Regions from separate parts of the Mus musculus genome. Here region 2 is linked to region 1. Evidence: chromatin loops called from intact Hi-C (ENCODE). Cell type or tissue: heart. All regions are shown on one strand.

Region 1 (5,000 bases):
TTGCTCTAGCCCTCTTACCACATAGATAGGAAGCCGAAGGAAGACTGAGGCAAGGAACTACACAGCATCTCCAATCTTAACACCATCATTTCCTGGGAGGGAAACGTGAAGCCTCTCATACCTGCATAAAGCTATGCTCGACAGGTATTAAAACCCTTTAATGCACGCATGCACTTTGAACCAGTTTTATTTCCATAATTTAATATTAAGAAAAAATAATCTATGGGAGCAAAGATCTAGCTACACATATTTTTTTCATAGCCTTAATTAATAATGGCAAGAATTAGAAGCATACTCAGTATTCAGTAGGGAAATGGTTTAATGAATTACAGTACACCCATGTTATATAATATTGCATGGCAACTTAGAAGAAAATTGCAGAATATTTAATAATGTGAAAAATGTTTGCATGTACTCCAGTTTAAAAGACCAACCTGGCCAGCACAATAGCTCAGGAAATAAAGGGGCTGGCAACAAAGCCAGAATGGCGTTATACAAATTATCCTCTGATATCTACCATGTTCCAAGTCATGCATACATCCCCACTCATAAACACATACACATACATAAAATAAATGAGTGTAAGAAAAAGAATATTAACCTGTGCCCCAAAGATCTGCTTTGTTAAAATCATGGTGAATTAATTGTATTTTCTATATTTTTTTCAATAAGTTAAGGTTATTTTCACACTTGATGTTTTTATTTGTTTCATTCATTTGTGGCTCTCTGGATTGAACCCAGGCCCTTGTGTCTGCTAGCCTAGGCTAGCACAACCGATTCTTTACATTTTAGGAAGAACAGCTTACTAGCATCTTTACAACAAAGTACTACTACATTTTGTCGGGGGGAAAAATAAGAAGATCCTGAAATTGAAGGCCTGTCCCTGGTCGTTATGAAATGACCTCTTGTCTTGTTTGCTACATATTGTGACTTGCCTGTTTATTTTATTTTCCAAAGTCTCACTAAGTAACCCAGGCTATCCAGAAACTCACTATGTACACCAGGCTAGCCTCAAACTCACAGAGGTCTGCCTGCTTCTGTCTCCCAAGTATTGGGATTAAAGGCATGCACCACTATGCATTTCTCCTTTATGTCCTAGTTTTAAGGCCCTAAAGGCCTTGGCACAGGACAGACCCCAGAGTGTTCCAGCTTTGTGACTATGCATGCATCTGAGCCTCTATGTTACTCTGCATTAGCACATTTAACTGATGACCTTAGCTGAGTCGCATTTTTTTAAAAGTCAAATTGACTTAGAGCATTGCTCATTAGATTTTAAGTACCAGATGATTCATCATTTACGGTAAATCTATTAGATAGATTACTCCGCAAGATTCACCACTGTCAGCATGGCAGGCCTGCCTGGAAATTAAGGATAAGAATGGAAATTGAAGGAGAGAGATTCCTATCTGCGATTTGAAATTTAAACTTAGACAGCTATGGCAAGCATCCGAGCCTGAGTCAGAGGGCCAGGGCATCTGCCACATGTCTGAGACGGTCCACTCTAATAATAGCCCAGGATCCCCTTTGAGAAAGGTGAATGCCTTGCTTCATAAGGAAAAGTAAAGCTTGCATGTTAAAATCCTTTAAGGAGCGTTTCTTTGCCCTTTAAAAAGACATTCACCGTGTAGCTGGGCTGCATATGTGATCCATGAAACTTAACAATCGTGGAGTCTCCGAGGGTTAAATATAGCTTCAAACCAACAACAGTTCGGCCGGGGGCCCTAGCTCACCAGATGTTATTCCACTAATAGTGAGTGATCTCACCCCTGCTGTGGATGGTTATTCATCTGGGAGAGAATAAGGAAAGTGAGACAATCATTACGTCACCTTTTCCTGTACATTACCCTCCCTGCAGCTAAGAAGGAAGCGTGCTGCTGAGGTAGACCGTGCTGCTGAGGTAGATCTGCACTAAGTCATGCTCTTGCAGGTCTGAGAGGAGGGACTTGCCTTTGGGAGGGTCGCCCTTGCCCGCTGGAGCACTTGGCAGTGAGCTGTAACCCTCAGCCTTGCTTCCAGCAGCTCACTCTTTTCTTCTCTTCCCTGAAGCAGCTATCTCACTGTCCTCAGATGGCCACTGGGGAGGCAGAGATGTTTCTAGAAGCATAAAAACTTCTGAATAATGGAGTAAACTTTTAAAATAACGCTCATGAGATCATGTCTTTTCTCGTTCGAATGACTCATCCGGGCTACCTATCAAGCCACAAGTTCAAGCTAGGATAAAATTAATATATAGATAATACTGTAAAAGGGGGCAAGCTATTATGCTATATTACATATGTAATAAAAATAAATATTACACTATGGAACAAATATCTGTCCACAGATATATGCATTTTTATCAAACCAAAAGCAGGACTGGAGAGACGGCTCAACTGATAAGAGCGTATTCTGCTCTCAAGTCAGATCCCATCACCCATGCTGGGTGGTCACCATGACCTGTGACTCCAGTTTCAGGAAATCCAACGCCCTCTTGTGGATTCCATGGACACTGCACCCATGTGCTCGAATCTAACACCCCCACCAACACACAAACACACATACACACACTCATACGTGCAACTTTTATGTAAAAAATAAAATAAAATAAATCAGGATCGTTAGAAAGCTCGTGTTTCTTAGTTTACAACTTTAACTCCCTCCTGAATTTTGTTTCAGCTCTCCTCGGAATACAGGAGCAAGTTGGCACCATGCAAATTAGCGAATGTTCTCAAAGGCCTCAGCTTTCTGCAAGGGGTTAACCGGACTTTGCCTTCCTCTTGTCTTACCCATCTTTCTTAGAATAGCGCTGCAAAGGAAAGGGGCAGTCACAAAGGACAGCAACTGGATGACTGACTGTGGGCTCCTGGCAACAAAGCCTCAGTTTCTCCTAAGCCCGTCCAGCCTCCTCAAGGCCACTGTGTTGTTGCCTCCCATGAAGGAGTCTGGTGGCTGAGAAAATATGCGCCCAAAGATAAAGACTTCACATTCTTAACTTCTGTTCTCTTCTCTCCTGTGCTGACCCCTGCTCTCTATCTGCCAACTTCCATACACATTTTCTTCCAAGAACACTGACAAGAGAAATAAGGTTCCTAGGCATGGCCCCCAGAGCCACCGCTTTCTCCATTTCCTCTAGATGCAAAGGTACCACTTGTAATATTAGAATAATGAGAGGACCAGGGAATGGTGAGGTGGCTCAGCTGTCGGGTTATGCCTGGAGTTAGACGCTGTCAGTGTGTGTGTGTGTGTGTGTGTGTGTGTGTGTGTGTGTGTGCATGTGTGTGTGTGCATAAATTTCTAGAATCATTTGTAATGAACTCTGAGAAATATTTTATTAGGTAGTAAGCTTTGAGTGATGTTTTTCTCATTCTTCTTAGTAGTTTCTATATTATAGTTGTATTTAAAACATACACAGATTTGTAATGGAACAAAGAGAAATACTAAAAGCCAATTTTAATTGGATCAATTACTATATTTTTTCAGAATAGATGCTGACCCAGATTCTATTTACCAACTCCAGAACAGTTCCCTTGGTGGGGAAATCACACCTCATCAAATCCCCACCCTTAGAGTCCCCTCCAGCTTCTCTCTGTGCTTGGCAAGGTGGCTTGCTTTGACCAATGGTGCTACAGTAAATATGCGTACACGGGGGTTTATACCAACACTTTCTGAGATCTTGTGTGAAGCTGGTGATTAACGAACATATTTCAGAAGACTTTCATGTTTCCCTTAGTTAATCGTGTGTGTGTGTGTCTGTGTGTGTGTCTGTGTATGAAAGACTGTGTCTGTGTATGTGAATGTGTGTCTGTGTGTGAGTGTGTCTGTGTGGAGTATCTGTGTGTGCCTGTATGTGTGAGTGTGCCTGTGTGTGTGTGCCTGTGTGTGTGTGCCTGTGTGTGTGTGCCTGTGTGTGCATTTGTGCCTGTGTATATGAGTGTGTATGTCTGTTTGTGTCTCTATGAGTGTATTGTGAAAATGTGCATCTGTGTGTGACTGTTTGCAGGTTTCTGTCTGTTGCGGGTTTCTGTTTGTGTGTGTCATGTGTATGTCTGTGTGTGTATGTATGTCTGTGTGTGTGCCTGTGTGTGAAGTTTTGTATATGTGTGTCTGTCTGTGTGTGTGTGTCTGTATCTGAGTGTGTCTGTGTGTGGGTTTGTATGTGTATGTCTATGTATAAGTGATCTTGTTTATCTGTGTATGAGTGTGTGTCTGTGTGTAAGTGTATCTTGTGTGGGGTATCTGTATGTGTGTGACTGTATGTGCGAAAGAGTGCCTGTGTGTATGTCTATGTATGTGAATGTGTGTCTGTGTGACTGTATTGTGAAAGTGTGTCTGCATGTGTTTGTGTATGTTTGTGTGTGAATGTGCCTGTGTATCTGTGTGTGTGAGTGTGTCTCTGTGTGTGTGAAATTCTGTATGTGTGTGTCTGTGTGTATGAATGGATCTGTATGTGGGGTTCTGTATGTGTATGTCTGTGTGTGTGAGTGAGCCTGTGTGTGTGTGTGTGTGTGTGTGTGTATGTGTGTGTGTGTGAGGATGTGAGCATGTGTGTGTCTGTGTGAGTATGTCTATGTGTATAAAAGAGAAAAGTCTAACACCTGTTTTACTCTTATTTTTAAACATTTTTAGAGTGAGTGAGTGACTGAGTGACTGAGTATGTCTTTGTGCCTGAGTGCTTATATGTGACCATGTGTGTGCAGGAGTCCCCAGAGACCAGAAAAAGTTGTCATATCATGTAGAACCAGAGTTCTAGGTTGTCGTGAACTGCCAGGTGGTGCTGGGAACTGACCCAGGTCCTCTGCAAGCACAGCAAATCCTCTTAATCACTGAGGCAGCTCCCCAAGTCATTTAAACCTGTTTGATTTACTGTTGCCTAAAGGTGCAAAAGAACTTCACAAAGCTCTTCATTAATTAAAAAGGCATGAATTAATATATTGGCACACATCAAAGTGAATATTTTTCTCAGTGGGTAAAATTGCAGGCCTCACTACACAGAGAGAGACTCTGACCCAATTCACCATATA
Region 2 (5,000 bases), 220 kb before region 1:
CCACTGTTTAGGGTTGCATTTTGTAGTTTCAGGGGAATAAGACATTCTCCCAATGGTGGGAGGCAGTAGATTCTGAAATTTTGGGGTTGTGAACCAAGTCTAGGAAAGAATATAAGGAGAAACAGTGACATTTATGTGGCTAGAAACTTTGACCTCAAATTGTTTTTTGTTTTTAATAAATTTTTAAAAATCCCCTTGGTGGAGCTGAGCAGTGGTTGGCACATGCACTTGGGAGGCAGAGGCAGGCAAATCTCCGATCAGCCTGGTCCACAGAGCGAGTTCCAGTGCAGTCAGGGATAAGAGGAATGACCAGCCCTATCCCAGGAAAACTGCACCAAGGTCACCATTTTCTCTTGTGCAGCCTCAGTTTCTAGCCATCTTGGCTGCATTCTCCCATGGCTGCCCTTGTGTGCACTGTTAACTCCCAAATCTTCTCTTCTGGTTACCTAAGCGTGCTGCTGCAGTTCCTGACATTATCTATCGGTGGGCTGGTAAGATGCCTCAGTGGGTAACGGTGTTGCCTGTCAATCCTGGAGACCTCACTTTAATCTCGGAAACCCACACCATGGGAGGACAGACCAAGCTACCCTCTGACCTGCACAGGCACACCATGGTACATATCCCACCTGCCTTCAAGAAACTGGTTTTAAGTTTACACACTTAGTTTTTCCCTTAATGTTTCCAGTTTTATGTACCCTTACTCTTCCAATTCCAAATCACTCAGCTCTCTTAGCAGTTCAGGTTCACGTCTTCATTTCAGTAATTTAGCTTTTGTATCAGGCAGAGAGCACTCAGAAGAGCACCATATCTTACTGATCTAAAATTTTAACATGCAAAGAAAAAAAATGACACATTTTTTAATCAAAGTAAGCAATAATGACAGGTTTTATTTAAAAATTTCCAGTAGAGAAAAACCCTGCTAGTGTTGGAATAAAAGTACTCGCTGTATAAGAGCAAAGGAGAATAAAAAAATTAACAGAAGAAAAGAAACCAAATAGTACAAAAAAAAACAAATCAAAATAAAACAAAAAACAAAAACAAAAACAAAAAAAACAACCTTTGAAATGGATTCCAATAGAGAGATCTTTAATCCTGCGAATAATGAACAGAGTTACCAGGTTTGGCAAACAATTTATTTGGAAATCAAAGCCTATGTCTGTACTGTAAACTCCATAAAAACTGCTCATTCAATTCAAGCTTTTCATATACTGGGTACTGAAACACGAAGCCAGTTGATTTGCGAACAGAAGGAATTACTCATCTGCTCTCACAGTTAGAGGAATTAACCAGCTGCTTAACTGTGCCGTGGAGCGGATAAGACAGAAGAAAAGAAGTCAGATAAAACTCTACAAAAACTGAAACACAGCAAATTCAGACACCAGCTTGTCTGTTTAAGGCAGCAAGCTGAGCTTTACGGTATAGTCTACATTTGCAGCCGTCGTTTTCTTCCCGACCCCGCCCCTCAGATACTCTGTAAACCCACTAGCCATTTAGACTATTCATAACCTCCAAATATTCTGTATATACATATTTAGCAAAGAGCATATGCCTGCCATCATTCTGACAGTAATACAGCCAGCATACAGTTTCAGAAAGATTACTATGCATGTCATAACGATTAACCTGTACTTTAAAAACAAACAAAAAACCCATTCATTTCTAAACAAGTAGTTTTAAAATATTAAGAAAACCCATGAGAAGATGATTCAACGTGGGCTCTGAGCCTGATGAAAGCCCACTTCAGAAAGACTATCAGCGCCAACCTTCTGCCAACACCCCACACAAAAGGATTGATTACAATCATTTTTTTCTTTTTTCCTAATAGATAATTTGTCCCTGGCTTGGCCATCTCTTTTTTTTTTAACTATACACAAAAGTCCTGCTGAAAGTCAGCATTTTAGTTGATTTTTACAACAGAATGTCACAATGTAAACTGAAAGGGTTCTTGCTATCAACCAAGGCTTGTCAGTTTCTCAATCCAATAGTTGGTCACAGAGGTCAAGTATTATCGTGGCTCCTTCGTCAGGTCTCCATCCTGTCTGACTTGTCCATCCTTCAAGTACATGCAAGGCTCGATAGTTTGCAAGAGACGGAAGCCACAGGTCTTTTAAGACACGGATGAAATAGGATTGTGGGGTGAGCCCATCTGGGTCAGAACCTTATCCAGCCACTGGAGAGGGCCATGCAGATGGATCTCAATCCAGCAGGGGGTGCTGGTAACATCCTGCCGGTGGTATTCGGCTCCCCAACCCTAGGCAAAAGAAAGCACACTGGGGATCAGTTAGCTCCTTAGTCTCAGTGATTCGGTACAAAGGTCAGATGATCGGTTTGTAGAAGCCTGCTTGGACTCATGGTAACATCTGACAAGAACAGCACACCACAAATGCATACATATGTAGTCGGTAAATGTTGGGATATATATTGAATACTCAAGTCCATCCTAGGACCCCCCAGATGACCCATTTTGTCAGGTATGGTGGGTGGCACACTTCTTTAGTCCCAGCAGGATGTCAGCCAGCCCTTTGTCTTCAAGGAACTCATTGTCTAAAGAGACAGACCTGCATATAACTGTAGCTGCTGAATGTTCAAACCCAGGGACACACACAACACAGGTGGAGTGCACACACCCAACTTTGTCTTAAAAGTTCTTGCTCAGATATATTTCTTAAAATTGCTAGAAAGAGGTATGTACCAGACCCTAGCAGCCATAACTCTTTGCAAACAAGGGTCAATCACAAGTTTGTGCTCTTGTTCACACCAACACCATTTTACTTTTTAAAATTTTTAAGATAGGGTCTCATTGAGTCACCCATGTTAGCTTCAAACTCAGTGTAGCCCAGACTGACTTTGAAGTCATTTGCAATCCTCCTACCGCAGCCTCTCACTAGTGCTAGGATTATAGGACAGCCGTTCACTCCTGGCTTTCATGGTGACCTCTACTGAATACTATTGTCCTAATTGATCATTCTGATACCATGTAGCAAGCCACCTTCCTGACCAGATGAATGATGGAGCCTGACACTTCAAGACAATGACTAGGTGTTGGGAAGAACTTTGGGGTACATAACTATCCTCCCTCCACTTTCACTTGAGACTGAAAGATCAAGAGATCTGTGTGGTTGACAGGTAGAAGAATTTAATCTTCCAGAGTGGGGAAGAAACAGAATATTAGTCTGTCTGACACGACCTCTACTGTCTGTATTCAGTGGTAAGGGGAGAATGTAGCAAGCGACTGCTCTAACAGGGCTCAGTGGTGGCATGTACTGCTTAGCATATGAGAGACCCTGGGTTTTATTCCCTCTGCCACAAAGATGGACAGAGGGGAACCAGGCATGGTGGCCCACACTTGTAATTCCAGCACATGGGAGGTAAGGCCTGAGGATTGGCATAAGTTTGTAGCCAGCTGGGACAGAATAGTGAGTTTCAGGCCAGCTGGGTTACAGAGTAAAACCCTGTCTGAAACACACACACACACACACATACACACACACACACACACACACACACACACACACACACACACACATATGGGTTAAGGAGATGGTTCAGCCTGCAGAGGGCTTGCCATGCAATCGCAAGGACCTGCACCCCAACACCCATTTCAAGAAGAAAACACTGCTAGAGGTGAATTCTTGGACAAAGGCGCTTACTTACTACGCAAGCCTAGCAACTCCTGCTCAGTCCCTGTGAGTCGCATTGCTGTTGCAGGACACCGTTTGAGTGTGGATTTATCTACGAACGCCTATCTGAGGCATCCAGGTCTCCGATACAAGCAATTATGAGCTGTGGGATGTGGCCGATGAGAACAGGATTCTGACCTTCTGTAAAAGCCATCTCTAGCCCATTGCCAGCTTTTTAGTAGATAGGATCTGTCCATCCCACACTCCCAGCCACATCCACGCTATCTTGCACAGATGCCATTCTTGTAAGCATTACATCCTTTCATGTCCCGTCCCTAATAAAGCCACAGGAAGCCGCATGCATCCTGGAGGCAGAGGCTTCAGATGTGTCTTTTCCCCTCTTTGTATTTTCTTTTTAGAATAATGATAAAGTATTTGCAGAAAGAAAAAAGTCAATAAATTTTGAATCTGCAGCTTTGGGCTGAAGAGAGGTCTTAACCGTTAAGAGAGGACCTGAGTTTGGTTCCAGGCATCCACGACTGCTCACAACAATCTACATCTCACTTCTGCTCCAAGAGATCTGACCCCCTCCTCTGACCTCCAGCAGCACACACACATTGCGCTCACACATACATGCACTAATAAAAGTAAAAACAAAACAAAACAAAAAACTTTAAATACCTTAGTGCAAAATTTTTTAAATGTACAAAAGTAACATTTAACTGTTAGTTGTGTAATCAGTAGGAAACAAATGCCAAGGAGACAGCTTACTGGAGCCAAAACTTCTTCAAGAATTCAATAATCACAGTCCATCAGGGACTTCAGGCATAATTACCAAAGCCCCAGTGAGAGCCAGTCCCATTTTACAGACCATGAGAAGGAGATCTGAGAACAGCCCCTGTGCCTCGACCACAGTTCAAACACCCCCACTCTCGAGAGTCCTCTCCCCCAAACGAAATCCACGTTGTGAAGTAGGTGGTAAATCACCTGAACCAAAATGCTAAGTCAAAAATTAAGTGGCACTTGTGAACAGTGAACAAGGACTGGCTCCTTGGTCACATTTGCACATAGTATACAGGCCAGTTTCTTTAAGGGGCACTAGTTTTTAATATTAAGGAGGTGCCACATTCAGCTAAGGAGGGGGCAGGATGCCTTTGATCTGGGGGAGGCCGAGCAAAGCAAGGCTCTGGAATCGCCCAGTGATGAACAAACCACTAAACAGGCCCTGCAACAAGCCACGGAGCTTCTGAAGACGGCACAGGAAAGACGACTGCCTGGTCCAAGTCTGTAATTAGCACTCTTCCTCACGGTGAAGTGGGATAAAGACTTATCTTGGAGACTTCAGAGACGAGCCAGTTGCTAGAGTGTGCTGCCATCAGA

What was found. Hi-C counts contacts between places; a loop is a spot of excess contacts. Peaks named below come from ENCODE experiments on the same cell type or tissue, not always from the same donor. Only the 100,000 strongest peaks of a DNase experiment are listed, where the experiment ranks them.
Region 2: it touches region 1 in a loop (2.3-fold over the local background); 2 of 42 quality-filtered maps call a loop at or near these places.

The regions. Positions count from the first base shown.
Region 1 is chr8:79,560,403-79,565,402 of GRCm38, forward strand. No RefSeq gene overlaps it. Among named protein-coding and RNA genes, the nearest start is that of Otud4, 77 kb to the right of the region's middle. In heart, a CTCF peak has its summit at 2,476 (motif pointing left); a DNase peak (open chromatin) is centred at 1,779; H3K4me3 peaks cover 716 bases; H3K27ac peaks cover 2,006 bases.
Region 2 is chr8:79,337,542-79,342,541 of GRCm38, forward strand. Smad1 (SMAD family member 1) reads right to left here. Exons shown (of 7, transcript NM_008539.4): 7 at 854-2,251. The coding sequence ends at 2,108. Among named protein-coding and RNA genes, the nearest start is that of Gm4890, 45 kb to the left of the region's middle. In heart, a CTCF peak has its summit at 2,205 (motif pointing right); DNase peaks (open chromatin) are centred at 2,190 and 3,910.